Linked DNA regions of Homo sapiens: region 1 is linked to region 2. The links are chromatin contacts, found by Hi-C or POLR2A ChIA-PET in ENCODE. All regions are on one chromosome and are shown on one strand. The core of a region is the stretch at or near the end of the contact, and the rest is flanking DNA. Distances in the headings are between cores, read along the strand shown. Region 1 holds the start of SLC9B2 (solute carrier family 9 member B2). Region 2 has its middle 97 kb from the start of DDIT4L-AS1.

Region 1 (3,696 bases), core at 124-2,623, 3.0 Mb after region 2:
GATATGCCCACCTCGGCCTCACAAAGCCTTAACAAGTTTCTCTGGTGTGATAGGCACAAGAGTAACAAAGATGACTAAGATGCAGTCTGCCCTTTAAGGGATGGTCAGAGACTGATATGTGTTTACCAAAATCGTTTACTCTTCTGCCTGGGTCCATAGTACATTTCCAGTCTCCCTTGCAGGTCAGTGTGGCATGTGACTGAAGTCTGGTCAATGGCATGTGGACATAAATAGTATGTGATTTCCAGTCCTCACCCATAAGAAACAATCCTCATGCAATCCTCTAGTAGCTTTTCTTTTTCTGTCCGTTGCCTGGAAACTAAGGACTCCAAGGTCTTAGGGGATAGCAAAGCCATAATATAAAAGGAGTTTGGGTTCCTGAATAATTGAGTAGAAGGCCAACAGCTGAACACGTGAATGGACTTGACATGAACGAGAAATAAGCCTGAACTATGTTTAGTTACTGAGATGTTTTACTTTATCTCTTACAGCAGCTACTGCTGTCTTAAGGTTATATTCTTCAGTCAATAGCATACGATGATTCTTAGCACCTCGAGGATGCTAACCCAGTCCACAAAGGCAACACCCCCTCTGGTTAATCTGAGAACTAAAATAAAAGCAAGCAAGAAAACCCACGCCAACACCTTACAACAGTAAACAGACACGCGCCCGTCACCGGGTGTACAAACAGAAAAGGCTGGGCCCCTCGCTCGCGTCTCCGGTCCAGCAGGCCTACAGGGTACCCGCCGCTGGCGCTGGGTTTATTTTTACCCTTAGTGTCTCTGGGGCCTCTCACCTGGCAGTCTCCGGCGAAGTCGACCAGGCTCCGTCTGAACGATTAGGAAAGGGGCTGTGGGGGAGGCGGCGGAGCCCGGTCTAGCCACCGCGCTCTGGGGTTCCCGATTCGCGCATCTTCCCAGGCTGAGCCGGGAGGCTGCGTTGACTGCAGATAAACGGTCTCAGGGCGCGGCACCGCGTGTAGTCGGCCCCGCCTTTCGCACGAACCCGCTGGGCGACACCGCGCAGGGAGGTCCGACCCGTCGGCGCCGGTACAGGCTCCGGAGTAAGCATGGGTTGGTCCGGGGCCCGCAGCGGCAGCCCCGTGTGCCCTCCGCCGGGTTTCAGGTCCGGCGGCGCGGGTGCAGAGCCGCGTGCGATGCCTGGTGCGCGTGGCTTCCCCCGGAAAGGTGGCGCCAGGCCGACCATGGGCCCACGTCCCGGGGCCTCGGAGCGGCACCGCGCGGTCTTTCAGCTGCTTATCCTCCCTGGGCGGGTCCGCAGGCTTCTGGGGCCAGGACCAGCGAGCTCCCGGGAAAGCTTCCCGGAAAGCTTACCCAGAGAGCGCGGACCCAGGCGCCGAGTCTTCCCGGAGATGACGAGACACCGCGAGAGGAGCACAGCGCAGGCTCCTCGGGACTCCGCGGCGCAGGCCGGGCAGCCCGTTACTTGTTTTATCGTTCCCGAAACCAACCTCTAAGTTGTCTATCAGTCCTCCACCTTTTAGCTGTACCTCTTAGAAGTGTCTTCTCAGCTGCGGTGGGAAGATAGGATTCTTTCTTAAGGTGACCAATTAAATGGCCGGATAAAAGACTTGTTCTGCCCCCCTTTATCGCTTAACACCTGCCCTTCTTGTTGTATTTTAGATTTTTAACCCTTCTATCAGCAGTGTGATTCTATTTCATTTAATTCTCATTTCATGTTTGTGTCTTCCTTTTCTCTGTATTTCCTCTTGTGTGTGTTAAGACGCGCGCACCCCTTACCTGTTTTTCACTCCTGTAAGCAAGTGCCAATCTTAATCACCGCTTTTCAAGCAAGGGAGATTATCCTCAAATTTCTCCACCAGTCAGAAACCATTCATTCTTGTCTCTCAGGTCCTCTTTTGTGATGAACCTATTGGATAGGTTCCATCCAATACCCTTCTTCAGATCATCTGAAATGATTATTTTCCTAAACGGAACTCTTCCTCTCCTAAAGCTTGTAAAAATTTCTAGTGACATTCAGCTTCCTCTTACCACAGGAATGACATATATTTTTCCTTTTAGTCATATGTACTTCATTAATATATCACCTGATTTGATTAACATGACTTTGGAGAACATTGAATTTTTTGGCTAGATTTTACTTCGTTTTTATTGCTGATAGTGTTTATAAAAATGTTTTATAGTTTATGGTCGGCTGTGAGAAAGACTAACTCAGATCATTTGTTAATGTTGGAGCCCATTTTGTAGAATTCGTTGTGCATTTATTTAAAATTTATTTGTTCATAGCTATACATATATTATACATGTATACCTGCTCACAGCATAAAGTATTTCATGACATACTTGTAAGAGTCAGTGTTCTATGAATTCACTAGAGAAGTTACAGCATTTTGATTATGATACACGAAAAGAAACCCAAGTCATTTAGCTTAACTCCTTAATTTCATAAACCAGAAAACTAAAATCCAAGATAGATTGGGTGACTTGGTCTAGATCACAAACCAAAGTTAGCCATAATTCGGTAGTGTAGTGCCCGGTCCAAAACCTCATAGATAATCTTATAATCAATGGACTCTTTCTGAATGCTAGTCAAAATGTCCTTTTGTGTGAATTTTAATGTACCGTCATCAACTGCATGATATTCTTCCCCATACACAAAGTGTTATCTTTTTGTTGTCCATTTCAGAATTTTCCATGTTAATATTAAAGTTCTAGGAAAAAAGGCTAAGAATCACTGCACATTTATTGAGTATCTCAGTGTGCATCATACCATTTGGTCATTTGAGGTTGCAACAAGTAAAAAACAAACATAAAACCCTTAAATTAAAATAAAAACAAAAAACTTTGCCCTGACAATGTTACAGAATTAACATCCATAAATTTACTTTTCTTGAAAAATTTATTTTCTTTAATTTCGTTTGTTTCCTGTTACATAATTTATATTTAAATTTACATTTATTTATCCAGAAACTATGTCCAAATTTTATGTCCTCTTTTCTGTTATCCTGGAGTTTGGTGAAGAAATCTGTACTTAATTTAGAAAAGAAATCCCTCTAACTGACAATATTGTTAGCTAACTATATATTTCTTAGGCCCATGTCAAATATCATTGCTTATTTTAATAAAGATTGTTTAGTTAGACTAAGAAAATAGTAAATAATAAGGGATGGCATCCGTTAAGTATAAACACTGGATTATTTTTCATAACATAACAGGTCAACAATATCGTTTTGAGGCTGAACTCCTTTACTCCTTTTACTGTAAGCTATTGAAGCCAAACTCCTTCCTACCTTTGTTCATTTATGATGGTGTAAAATTTTAAAATTAGGATCTACATACAGAACAATGCAGAATTATATAAAAATATTTGAATATTGAAAAATGAAGTGGAAATTATTATTATTATTTAGGTACAGGGTCTTGCTCTGTCACCCTGGAGTGCAGTGGCATGATTACAGCTCACTGCAGCCTCAAACTCTTGGGCTCAAGTAATCCTCCTGCCTTAGCCTCTGTTAACCATGCTGGTCCTGAACTCCTGGCCGCAAGTGATCCTCCTGCCTTGGCCTCCCAAAGTGCAGGAATTATAGGCATGAGCTACCATGCCTAGTCCTGAAATTACTATCTTCTTCCTTAACCCCCATCTCCCCCACAAAAAAACAAAAACTTCCTTTTTTCTTCATATTTACATTTTAATTGTATATGCTGCAATGGCCTA
Region 2 (3,723 bases), core at 1,159-3,658:
TAAAATAAGCTCCATGAGTGCAGGGGCCTTTGTTTGGTTTACTGCTGTATCACTGGTGTCTGGCATAGTGTTTGGCATGGAGAATGTGTTCAGTCAATTTTTTTGAAAATGTATTAATTTTCTAGGGCTGCCTTAAAACTTATGATAAACTGGGTGATGGAAAAAAAATGGAAATTTATTCTCTTATGGTTCTGGAGGCCAGAAGTCAAGCTGAGGTGTTGGCAGGCCAATGTCCCCTCCACAGACTATTAGAGAAAAATCCTTCCCTGCCTCTTCCAGCTTCTGGTGGTTCCAGGCATTCCTTGGTTTGTGGCTGTGTAATTCCATTACTTGCCTCAGTCTCTATATGACTTTCATATCTGTCTCTCTATATCTCACCCCTGTACCTTTCTTTTTTTTTTTCTCTTGTTGCCCAGGCTGGAGGGCAGTGGCGTGATCTTGGCTCACCGCAACCTCCACCTCCCAGATTCAAGCGATTCTCCTGCCTCAGCCTCCCGAGTAGCTGGGATTACAGGCATGCGCCACTACGCCAGGCTAATTTTGTATTTTTAGTAGAGGTGGGGTTTCTCCATGTTGGTCAGTCTGATCCCTGTGTCTTTTATACGGATACTTGTCATTGAGTTTAGGGCTTACCTGGATAATCCAGAATGATCTCATCTCGAGACCTTTAATTTAATGACATCAGCAAAATCCCTTTTTCCAAATAAGATCATGTTCATGGGTTCCAGGGGATTGGACATAGACATATCTTTCTGGGGTGTAACCATTGAATCCACTACAAAAAGCATGCTCAAAGGACTCATGAATGACAAGCTAGTCCTTGAAAACCTGTGCTGTCTGCCATTTTCCTTTTCTGTTCTGGCTGCCTGGGGTGATGTTTCCTGTCGCAGCTAATGCCGCAAGTGATAGCTCTACCTCCAGTGACCACTAAGGCAGGACAGTCAGCAAGAAAGCCAGAGATATTGTTATAGAAGAATTTTAGACAAATTCGTTTAACAGACTTTATTTGATCAAAGAACAACTCGTGAATTGAGCAATACTCAGAACCGGAAGAGGTTTTAAGAGCTCCACCCAGCAGTGTAAGCAGTAAGCTTTTATAGGATGAACACAGAAGAAAAATAGAAAAAAAATCATCTGATTGGCTTCGGCTAGGCATTTGCCTTTTTGGGCCACGGCGTGTTGAGGCATCTGCCTTATTTGAGCATGATCTGATCAGTTGGCTCCCTGTGATTGGCTTGATGGTCAGCTGTTTGTGATTGGTTGAAACTTGGCTACTCGCAAGAAGAAAATATACTCCTAAGTTAGGTTTTGGCTTGTTTATGTACTAGATTAGGTTGTGGTTTGTTATGTAGGACCTCAAAATATGAGACAGTCCCAGGCCAATGGTCTCCTGCTTATTTAATTTAACAACACAAGATTGCAAATTTCTGAAGGTGGGTCCTTAATAGCTATGCCTAGTGTGCTGTCTCTAGGCTACGCTGAAGCTTCTGGTACCTCATCTGTTAGTGGATGTTAAGTGTGGTGTTGCACTCTCTTCTTTAATTGCCGAAAGAGGAGTTAGCTTTGGGCCTCATCATTGCGAGGAAAGAACTGAGGCTTGGAGGGCTGAATTGAAGATTAATCTGAATGACTAACACTATGTTGTTTCCAAAATCACCCCCTGTTCCACTTTGAAACAAACTTGTGTTTTCTCAGTTTCTCCCCGAAAGGAAAAGTTTCTCACCAGGAGTGTCGTGGTGCTTTGTGTATATAAATCCTTGCTGGGTCCATATCTATTCTCCACACATGCCTGGAGTCGAGGCTGAATCATTTATTATTTATTCCCCAGCATGATATAGCTTTATTGCTTATGTTCACTGGGGTTTGGGAAATAAAGACTCAGGAAGCAGAAACACACCAGCTACAAGAGTCTGACATTTGTTTATGAGCAGGACAGCCTTGACTTATTATTCTACTTCTTCTCTTGCGTCTCCGGGAACAGATCTAAGAAGTGGGACCTTGTATGCAGTCACTGAGACAGCTGTTCCCATGAAAATCAGGGCTCATGGAGGACATGCAAATGCTTCTCTGTCAGTCTTCAGCCTGCTTGCTCTGCCTTCTGCTTTCCTGGTGAGGATTAAAAGAGGATTTCAGAGCTCTCCTTCAATTTGATGCCATCATTTTGATGTCTATGCCACCCGTAACTCCAATTTCTAAACTTGAGAGCTGTACAGGCCTGTTACAAAGTGGTTACCTTTTAACCACTAACTTCCGAGAAAAAACTTGGATCACTGAGGAGAGAACGAAGACAAATACAATTGAAGCCCCAGGTAGTTTTCCTGAGGCCTCATGATTTCTTTTGGCAGAGAAACCTATGATAGCTGGTGGCCACTAGGGGTCCCCAGAAGGCTTTTTTAATGAACAAGAGGCACCCGCGCTCCTCACCCCTCCCTTTCCTTCCCACAAATGCCAGGGGTAAAAACAACTTTAAGCTCTGACGTCAGCCAGCCAGGGGAGCCACCCTGTTGTGCCCATAGGTATAGCTAAGCTTCTGAGAACTGGGGCCTGGTGCTTTCCCTGGCAGCCCAATTTTCAGCTTAAATCATTGCCTTAATGTTATTTTAATGTGCTTGGGGTCCCTGGGGGACAGAGTGGGTGGCAGGGGAACAGCATTTAATTTCCTTTGGAGTTTGGAATGTGCCTGACACTTCTTAAGTACTTGAGTGAATATGAGAGTCTGTAATCCTTGCAAGAGCAAGCAACTTTGGGGGCCTTCTTATTTGGCAAGCTTCAAGACAAAGTTAAATTTTTGCTAGGAGAGAGGGAAAAAAGGAAATAAACATGTATTAAAAGTCTGATATATGCCATGGGCTTTACATTTATTATATTATTAAATCTCAAAAATAACCTCATCCAGTTGGAATTATTGTTCTAAATGCTAATATTAGGAAGGAGACATTCAGATTAAACAATTTGCCTACTGTTTACAGCTGATAAATGACCCAGGTAAGACCACAGCACTGGTCAATTAGGATCCGCAATCCAGGCTATGCTCTCAGTATCCTTCAGCCTTCTGGTTTTACTGTGAGGGCTCTCACAAAGGAATCTACTCATTGTTTTACCTGAAGCTTTTAAAGTACATAACCAAATCCAAACCTATAAAGGTGAAATAGCACTTTTCTAGATAATAAAATTAAAGCCTGAATGTAATCAAGCAAATGCTTATTAGGGATATTTTGTCCACCAGGTGCTATGTCTAATGCAGGTTCTGTTGAGGGCCTCATGTGCTTAATTCAGAGTAAAAACAAACAAACAAACAAAAAACACTAATGTTAGGGCAAATGTATTATTTTGACCAGAATGACATAGATTGGCTGTGTCCACATCAACTAAATAAAGTGAGCAATTATCTGATGAATTGCTGCTGAAGAGAAACACTTGATTCTTTACCACATTACCAAAAGGGTAGATTGACAAATAAAGAAGAATGTATCAGGCTTGAAGGTTGGCCAAAAATTGCCAGTCAATACTCTGGAAGTTTAGCAACAGGGAAATATCATAAGGGTTTATTTGAATCAGCCCTGTCACAGTGCCCAACCCAGTGCCTGGTGTAGTGTAGGCTCTCCGTGAAGGCAGAATCAACGTTGAATGATGTTTTTAAAAATGTTTATAGGCCCACTGTGAACATCCCAGTCTCCCTTCAGCTGAAGTCACTTTATGTTGACTCAAAACAATCTGCCCTCC

Evidence for each region. Hi-C counts contacts between places; a loop is a spot of excess contacts on that map. ChIA-PET counts read pairs that join two places held with the same protein, here RNA polymerase II (POLR2A). Pooled maps may share reads with other maps.
Region 1: a loop to region 2 is called in a map of B cell, with 9 times the contacts of the local background. The contact joins the promoter of SLC9B2 here to the enhancer-like site in region 2. A Hi-C loop is called at or near these places in 1 of 168 maps with a recorded cell type or tissue (B cell) and 5 of 50 pooled maps. POLR2A ChIA-PET finds 5 or more read pairs at or near these places in 1 of 52 experiments (B cell).

What each region holds. Positions count from the first base shown.
Region 1 is chr4:103,075,388-103,079,083 of GRCh38, forward strand. SLC9B2 (solute carrier family 9 member B2) reads right to left here and starts at 1,374. Exons shown (of 12, transcript NM_178833.7): 1 at 797-1,374. BDH2 (3-hydroxybutyrate dehydrogenase 2) reads right to left here. Exons shown (of 10, transcript NM_020139.4): 10 at 2,205-3,696. RefSeq lists a silencer at 1,034-1,143 and an enhancer at 1,254-1,373.
Region 2 is chr4:100,091,208-100,094,930 of GRCh38, forward strand. No RefSeq gene overlaps it. Among named protein-coding and RNA genes, the nearest start is that of DDIT4L-AS1, 97 kb to the right of the region's middle. Within about 2 kb of position 2,409, at least 7 of the 41 ENCODE cell types and tissues checked have a DNase peak (open chromatin) inside an H3K27ac peak, as active enhancers do.